Regions from separate parts of the Homo sapiens genome. Here region 2 is linked to region 1. A link is a contact called in ENCODE Hi-C or POLR2A ChIA-PET data. All regions are on one chromosome and are shown on one strand. Each heading gives the region's core, a stretch centred on a gene start or an enhancer-like site at or near the end of the contact. The rest is flanking DNA. Distances are from core to core; before and after follow the strand shown. Region 1 overlaps KLHL29 (kelch like family member 29). Region 2 overlaps KLHL29 (kelch like family member 29).

The links. Hi-C counts contacts between places; a loop is a spot of excess contacts on that map. ChIA-PET counts read pairs that join two places held with the same protein, here RNA polymerase II (POLR2A). Pooled maps may share reads with other maps.
Region 2: a map of GM12878 shows a loop between it and region 1 (2.6-fold over the local background). The contact joins two enhancer-like sites. A Hi-C loop is called at or near these places in 5 of 168 maps with a recorded cell type or tissue (GM12878, MCF 10A, PC-3 and 1 more), 18 of 37 single-sample maps with no recorded cell type and 7 of 50 pooled maps. POLR2A ChIA-PET finds 5 or more read pairs at or near these places in 2 of 52 experiments (GM12878 and PC-3).

What each region holds. Positions count from the first base shown.
Region 1 is chr2:23,402,416-23,406,500 of GRCh38, forward strand. All of the region lies in intron 1 of KLHL29 (kelch like family member 29), which reads left to right. Among named protein-coding and RNA genes, the nearest start is that of LINC02923, 17 kb to the left of the region's middle. RefSeq lists an enhancer at 1,938-2,519. Within about 2 kb of position 2,161, at least 16 of the 41 ENCODE cell types and tissues checked have a DNase peak (open chromatin) inside an H3K27ac peak, as active enhancers do; they include GM12878, where a contact is called at or near this core.
Region 2 is chr2:23,448,027-23,452,324 of GRCh38, forward strand. The region is part of intron 1 of KLHL29 (kelch like family member 29); the gene reads left to right. The region is part of intron 1 of LOC124907741 (a long non-coding RNA gene); the gene reads right to left. Among named protein-coding and RNA genes, the nearest start is that of LINC02923, 63 kb to the left of the region's middle. Within about 2 kb of position 1,964, at least 2 of the 41 ENCODE cell types and tissues checked have a DNase peak (open chromatin) inside an H3K27ac peak, as active enhancers do; they include GM12878, where a contact is called at or near this core.

The DNA of each region.
Region 1 (4,085 bases), core at 911-3,410:
CTTTCCAGGACACTAACCTAGTGTGTGCTTATCTAGGTCCTTGGGCCTAGGGGCCCCTGGTGAAAGCCCAGGCCATGCAATCCGAGTCCCAGCGCCCCCATCCTTCCCCCTCTCTCCCGTGGGTTTGTATCTCCCTGGCATCCCCCAGCAGACTGCTCTGCCCAGCTGTGAACTGAACAGCCTGGCTTGTCTTGGGGCAGAACCTGTCCTCACAGGTGTGTTTGGGCACTGCAGGAGGGTTGGGGAAAAGTGGTGTAAATAACCCTCCTTGCCTTTCTGCTGATGAGAAAACCATGGGAAAAATATAAAACATTTCTATGGATATTGAGAACAAAGTTTCTTCAGTGATTTCACTGTAAGTTTGGTTATTTGAGAGAATAGTTTTTAATTAATAAGGAAACTTAATTAATACATGTGTGTCCCTGATTTCTTATATATGTGTGTGTATATATATGTACATATACATATGTATCCCTGATTTCTTTAAATCTATGTATGTGTATATATCTTATATATCATATATAATCTTATATGTGTATGTATATATATCTTATATGTATATATACATATAGTTTTCACTGTAGACGTACTATACTATATATATAGTGTACACTATAATGTCAAGTATATGAAAACAAAGAACATAGATAAAAAGGCTGAAAATGTGCCATAATATTAACAGTGGTCATCTTTCTACCATAACATTTTCTGGTTTTTAAAATAATAAGCGTATTTTTCATATTGGGAAAGATAAAAATTTACCTAACAAGGCAAAAGAATTAACTATCATAGGAAAGTTAATTTTGCCATGCCCGTCCCCATCCCATAGTGAGCAGTATGTGTTTACGTCCATGCTGACATTAAGACTGATGAAAACAGAAAAAGGACAGGCCGCCATGTAGAAGAAATTTTTAAACTACCAGTTTTTAAAATGGGAAAGGAACCAAATGGTTTTGTATAATCCCATATAAAAATGTCCCTCATAATGAATCTCAGACTCACCTTAAAGGAATAATTCTCAGGATTCTCTTCCATGCTGGGGCTCCAGTAAGAGTCAAGATTTGGGGCTTTCTTAAAGCAGGCTTCAAACCTTAAAAGCATACCTTATTGAATGCCAGTGCCAGCATTCTCAAATAACTGTGCCCCCAAGTGGTCACATGTACCTGTAAATTACATGCAGCAAAAAGGTGCAATTAACCAGGTCCTGGACTGCAGAGTTTGCAATTTATTAATAATAATGATGATGAAAACAATAATACATCCAAAAGAGAAAAGAAAGGGGAAGATGAAACCCAAAGAGAGAGAGAGAGAGTGTGTGTGTGTGTGTGTGTGTGTGTGTGTGTGTGTGTGCAGGCGCAAAAGACAGGGAAGAATTTTCTCAGTGTTTATTTTTGCCATGCCTCTCCCAGAAAAAGAGCGTGTGTGCGTGTGTGTGCATATGTGTTTGCATTTGAGGAGGGAGGCCTGGCCAGAAGAGGTGGGGGGTAGCTGTGGGCAGAGCCCTCCCAAGAATTCTGGAGACTTTGCATCCTTTCTCAGGAGCAATCCTCGATGCCTTTGACTGCCTACTTCTCTGCAGCGGTGGTTCCATGATAGTCTCCTTGGCAGCCTGCCAGAGGCTGTAAGTGTACAGAGAATTGTGTTTTAATAGAAGGCTTTACCTCTGATACAGATTTAAAATGAGGAAGAAACTTTCTGTTCCTCAGCCAGAACGAAATGCGTTTTGCTTCCTGTGAAATGCTGGTGATTACAAGCTCATCTTACATAATTTTATTATTTTCAATTGCTGCCCGTCAATCTCAGGTGATGGTTCCCTGGGAGCAGAAAAAGAGGCAGATTCTGGGCGATGACTATTAAAAAAAAAATCACTCAGTCATTAGCAAATCGTACAAAAATTTAGAAAGGAGAATAATTATCTTTGTGATGATGCTGTTTAAGATAATCAGAACTTGCATTGCTAAGTTAGACACGCCGAAGTGAATTGAGGACTGTTTAATGGCCTCTTAGAAAATGTATTTTTGCTTTAACAAAGCATTGATGTTTGAGATTTAAAAAAAAGAAATCCTTTAAATCTCGTGAAGGAATTCTCTGGAATAACCACATTTTCAGAAATCCGTGACATGATCGAGGTGGTCCACTGTCACGCCCACAAGAGGGCATTTTCTCATCAACTACTGTAAAAACGATTTGTTTTCTAAAGGGAAGCTGAGAGGCCTGGGGGAAGGAGAGTGTTCTGCAGAGCAGGAAGTGGAGAGCTGCTTGCAATTGAGTTGTATGTATGCTTCCACTTAATACGTCCTGCCGAGCCTGTAAGCCAACACTTCCGGCCAGGAATCTGCCCTCTGTGTTTACCTACTCTCTTTTTATGTCTTATTCCCAGAATGACTGGGGACCAAAGGAATCCTTTGCAGGAGTTTTCTCCAGACAGACAGTTCCACATGCTAGTATATTGTCGACCCCATCCATAACTTCCATGAAACTTGAATCTCATATTTTAAGACACCTTCTCTAGGTCCAAGTTCTTTCCTTTATGTATGTTACACATATTTGTTGAGTACCTACTGTGTGTCAGCTTGAGCCAGACTCAGATCCTGTCCTCGTGGAACACACATCCTCCACAGGAAGACTTGGCATAAAAAAGGAGAACAAATACTGGAGTATGATTTAGATAATTATAAATGTTATAAGGAAAAATAACTGGGATAAGGAAAGGTAGCTATTTTAATTGGATAATTAGGCATACTTCTCTCATGCATAACAAATATTCTAATTTTGTTCAATCCATACCAATATTGTTTGGATTATAAAGGTAATACCTTTTTTTCAACTCCATTTTTTCTAAAAAAGTTAGTTATATTGTTTATTATTTTACGGACCATGAAACATGATGGAAACCGGGGAATTGAGATGTGGCCAGTTGTTAGTTTGTAAAATGACATTTAAAAATTACCATCTACTCATCACCTCATCATTTGACAAAACAATGCATGTTTTAACACCAAAAAGTAGGAAAGATGTAATCCCTGAATAGAGGGCAGTTGAATACGTTTAGTGTTTTGGAAAATTTGCTGCATTATCTGAGGTTTTCTCCTTTTCCATGGCCTATGAGAACTTCATCAGGGACTGGTTCTGGTCAGGGGCTGGCATCCAGTTCCACAGATCCTGCTGATGACATTGTCCATGCCTTCCCCAACCATGAGGACCAACAATGTTGGCACCAGTTCTGCAAGCTCAGCTCCCAACCACAACACACAAGACTCGAGCAGGAGATGGTTTGCTCCCCATCCTAGGGGTTCTAGGATACTTGGTAAGGAGCTCAGCCCAAGAGCTACAATGCCGTTGTGAGAGTTTCTGAAGCCAGGAGTCAAGGCTTTACTTTGAGCACATGGTTTTGGAGGTCAAGCAGAATGGGCTGGGCAAATCCAGGAAGGCTTCATGGGGGAAATGAATTTTGAACTTGGCCTTAAAGGATGGGTAGGTGTAAGGAAGAGGGTTGTAGGATTATAGTGGGTGATATACACATTTTTGAAAGTTAATGTGGAACAGGTTTTGGTAGTAAAAGGCAACATCCATTGTGTAAAATGTTCAGGTATAACAACAAAGTAATAATCTCTAATAAATATATTGTCTAGGCTGAGCGTGGTGGCTCACGCCTGTACTCCTACCACTTTGGGAGGCCAAGGCAGGCGGATCATTTGAGGTCAGAAGTTCGATACCAGCCTGACCAACATGATGAAACCCCGTCTCTACTAAAATACAAAAATTAATCGGGCATGGTGGCGGGCACCTGTGATCTCAGCTACTCGGGAGGCTGAGGCAGGAGAATCACTTGAACCCAGGAGGCAGAGGTTGCAGTGAGCCAAGATCACACCACTGCACTCCAGCCTGGGCGACAAAGCAAGACTCCATCTCAAAAAAAAAAAAAAAAGAAAAGAAAACACACATATTATCTAGAGATGATTGTTAATATTTTATCATATTGTCCTCCAGTCTTTTGCTTTGCATTTTCACATTAGTTGGGACCATGTTGCACATGAAATTTTGCATCTTGCTTTTTTACTTTAGTATACAACACACATTGCCTC
Region 2 (4,298 bases), core at 714-3,213, 45 kb after region 1:
AGAAATGACCCATGCCTAGGTAAGTAAAAGTATATGAGGCCCAAGACTTTGAAAATACTCAAAGTATTAGTATACTAATACTTTGTATACTAAGGACTTCCCCATTCCTGGAAGATCCACAGGACGTGTGAGAAGACTAGGAAAGAGGTTCCCAAATCAGAATATACTAGATGTCCCCAGTCCCCAGAGTTTGTCAATTGCAGGTGCTCTGACACCAGCAGGTTTCTGGATTTACAAATCTAAGAATAATAAGATTTGAAACACTTTCCTTATTCCAGGCACTGTTCTAAGTGCTCAGTATGGGTAATCTAATCAGATCCTTGTGACAACCCTTTGAGGCAGTTGATATCACCATCCCTTAAACCATGAGGAAACTGAGGTCCATGCAGGTTAAGTGAATCCATATCAGTTCAGATGCCCGAAAACACAAACCTCACCAGCTATTTAAGAAAAGATTAATAGAGGGGATTGGGAGTTTCCAGAATTAGAAGGGCCTAGAGGAGCAGGATGGAGGCTCAGCTTCCAGGAGTGATTCTCAACAGGACACTGCATGGCTGGACCCTCAAGATTGCTGCTTCCACAGTCAGGAAAGTTGAGAATCAGGACTCTATTGCAGGAACTGTCAACCCCAGGAACACCCACTCAACCACCTTCTGGGGACCAGGAGAGGTGACCATGACTGTTTGCTTCAGAGTTGGCATGCCTTTTGCTGCACCTGCAATCTGCTTTTCAGCACACCTGCAAAACTGGTGACTGGTCTCCTTGCCTGTGCTTGCCAGAGAACGGCAGAATCTACCACCGTATGGCCTCCACCTCATTTCCTTAGCTTCTCAAAGCATATGCAAACACGTCTGCTTGGTAGAATCTTAAACACATCTAGAACCTGGAGGTGCAAAGGAATAGGTCGTTGTCATTTTGCCAACTTTGGCATACAGCAAGGCACATGGGGAGGAAGGTCCAATGGATGTTGATTGAGCCAGTCTGCAGACCCACACATTAAATAACTTCCCAGAGCTTACACAGGAAGTGGTGGATCCAGGATTTGAAGCCAGGCTGTGTGTTCCCAGCATCTAAGCTCTGTGAAGTGTACTGCCTCACAGGAATCCCGTGAGCTCATGCTTGGGGCTGGCTGGACTCCATGACAAACATGTCTTCTCCATATTCTGTTTCTTCAGCAGGTTCACAGCTCTAGTCCATGTGTCTGTATGGTACAAGGAGGACTCTTGAGCTGGCTCTGAATCCTTTGAGGACTGATTTTGATGGTGTCTATCTAATGGCTATTGACTGGTTGTATCCATTACCCTTTGATCTAACAATGCTGCCTAACAAGTCACCCTAAAATTCACTGACTTAAAACAGTAGACATGTAATATTGTTCGCCTAGTCTATAGGTTGGCTGGTTCTTCTCAGCTGGGTTCACTCATGCATCAGTGGTCAGCTGCAGGTCACTTAGGTGGCTCTGCTTATCTTGGCTGGGACCTGTCACATGCTTGGGGTTAGCTGGCTGATCTCTCACTAAGTAGGCTGGTTTCTCATCCTCCAATAGTCCAGCCAGTGTGTTCTTATAGCAATTTCTGAGAAATGAAAGAGGAAGTTGAAATGTGCATGCATTTTCCTAAAGCCAGTCACACAGTCATGCTCAAGGTCATGGTGGAAAGGGTACCTCAAAGTTGCCCTCTCTGGATACAGAGAGGCCATTAGTTGGGGTCATCAACTAATTAGAGAACCTTAGGCACAATGTTTAACCTCTCCAATGGCCCATACAACTGAACTCCTTGGAAAGCATAGCTTGGATGAGAGGCGTGGAGAACCAAGCCCTCTGGAACCCTGCATGTTAAATCTAATATGGAATTCAGCACCCAGGGGCTATCTAGCGAGGCTCTGCCTAAATGAAATCATCTGTTCTTTTGGCTGGCTTTATTCTGTGCTCAAGCCAGGGCTCCCCAGCTGACTCAGGGACACAGCCATTAACTTGTGGGGCCTGTGCTTAACAGAGCTGCTTCTCAACAAAGACAGTCTTTTGACATCTCAAGCGGCAAGCTCGATCGCCAATTAAAAAGCTCATGTCCTCAATGTGACAAATACCGGGGAAAACAAGTCTGCAATTCAGAACACAAGTGGAGGAACATGAAGCAAGTTCATCATGACGGCAGCACCGGCCTTGTTGGAGCTTTCATCTCGCCTCTCGGTGAGACAGAGCACGACTCTCCCAAGATTTCCCAGGTCATGCCGCTTAGCTGGGCAAGACGTGCCGCCAGGCCGAGATGGTTCACCCTGCTTCATGGGATCATGTGAAGGGTCAGGGTTGTTTTTCTATAGCTTAGATTGCGGCCTGCACATCTTACATTTTCTTAATTCATATTTAATAACCTTATAGGGCTCTCCGGTGGCTGTGCTGTGAGACAGATCAGGAAGCCAAGGTCGTCCATGCAGCCAGGATCCTGGGGTTCCTTAGGGCCCTGATCCCTTCTCTGCAGAACATTAGGGGCTGCCCCCAAGACTTCAGCCCTAGAGATTCAATTGGCAGCTTCGATATTGAAAGACTAAAAAAAAATGGACATTCCTCCCGTTTTTCTTTTGGATCCGTTTCCCTTTGAAGTGAAGTTGCACTGTCTCCCCAGGTCCCCAGTGAAAGCAGAGTTGTGTATCCTCTGGTTTGTTTCTCAGGAGATGTGTTTTAACTAAGTTAATAATAATAATAACAACAGCTTTATTGATAAATAGTTCACATACCCTATAATTTACCCATTTAAGGTATACAATTCAGTGGTTTTTAATATAGTCACAGATATGTGCAACCATCCCTATGGCTTATATTAGAGCATTTTCATCATCTCAAAAAGAAACCCCATACACATTAGCAGTCAATCCCCATTTTTCCTTCCCCCAATCACTGGCAACCACTAATCTATTGTTTTTTTCTTTTTCACTCAAACAGATTTCTGACAGATCCACTTTCTATGTCTATAGCTTTCCCTGTTCTGGACAGTGGATATCAATGGAATTATACAATAATGCGGTCTTTTGTGACTTAATTCTTTCACTTAGCATAAACTAAGGAAATTTTTTTAAGTTTGTCTTTGAAGCCAGATGGCTGAGTTTGAATCCTGGCTCCACATCCTACTCCACTTACCTAAAAACTGGTTTGTTTTTAGGTAAGTGACTTAACCTCTCTGTGTCTGTCTCCTCATCTTAATACAGAGAGAATTCCAGTGATCACTCCCATAGAACTCCCTGGGTAAATCCATGTAAAGGCTGTATTTGAGCTGTGCCTGGAACACAGTAGGGACCCAGGGAATGTGAGTTCTCATCATCTTTCTTGTCCTGTGTTCCCTGAAGGCCTTTCTAGCTCTGTTTGGGGAGCCTTGCTTGTTTGTTTTCATTCCCACAGCAAACATCAGTGGCAGTGTGGACAGCTCTTCCCATATGAATTGCACCTGGGTCATGGGGACTGGGAAGCTGTGCATGCGCCTTGCAAGCTCTCACCCAAGTCTAGAGCCTCCTGCATCTCCCTCTTCCCAAGGCAGCCTCATGGCCCCACTTGAGGCTCTGAGGTTCTGCCTTTAAGGGAATAGAAAGTTTTTCTCCCCAGCTCCCAGTGAAAGCAGCTGTTTCCTTGTGAGTGTCCTCCAGGTGGGAGACGGAGGGATTTTGGACGGGCACATTAGTCCATTTTACTCCTCAGGGTTTAAGTTAACAGGAATAGTAGAAGGGATCAACGTTGACCCAGAAAACTGGCCCACAGGCCTGCTATTGGGTAATGTACTAGTCCATTCTTTAGTTGCTATAAAGAAGTACCTGAAGCTGGGTAGTTTATAAAGAAAGGAGTTCATTTGGCTCATGGTTCTGTAGGGTGTCTAGGAAGCATGGCACTGGCATCCTCTCCTGGAGAGGCCTCAGGATGCTTCTAATCAGGGCAGAAGGCGAAGAGGGAGCAGGCTGTCACATGACGAGAGGGGGAGCAAGAGAAGGGGGAGGTGCCACTCTTATTTTTATTTTTTCTTGAAATAGGTCTTGCATTTTCACCCAGTCTAGAGTGCAGTGGTGCGATCACATCTCATTCAAGCCCCAATCTCCTGCCCTCAGTTGATCCTCCCACCTCAGCCTCTTGAATAGCTGGGACCACAAGCATGTCCCACCGTGCCCAGAAAAAAAAATTTTTTTCTTTTTTTTTTTTTAGAGATGGGGTCTCACTGTGTTGTCCAGGCTGGTCTCCAGTTCCTGAGCCCAAGTCATCCTCCAACCGCAGTCTCCCAAAGTGCTAGGATTACAGGTGTGAGCCATCATGCCTTACTGTC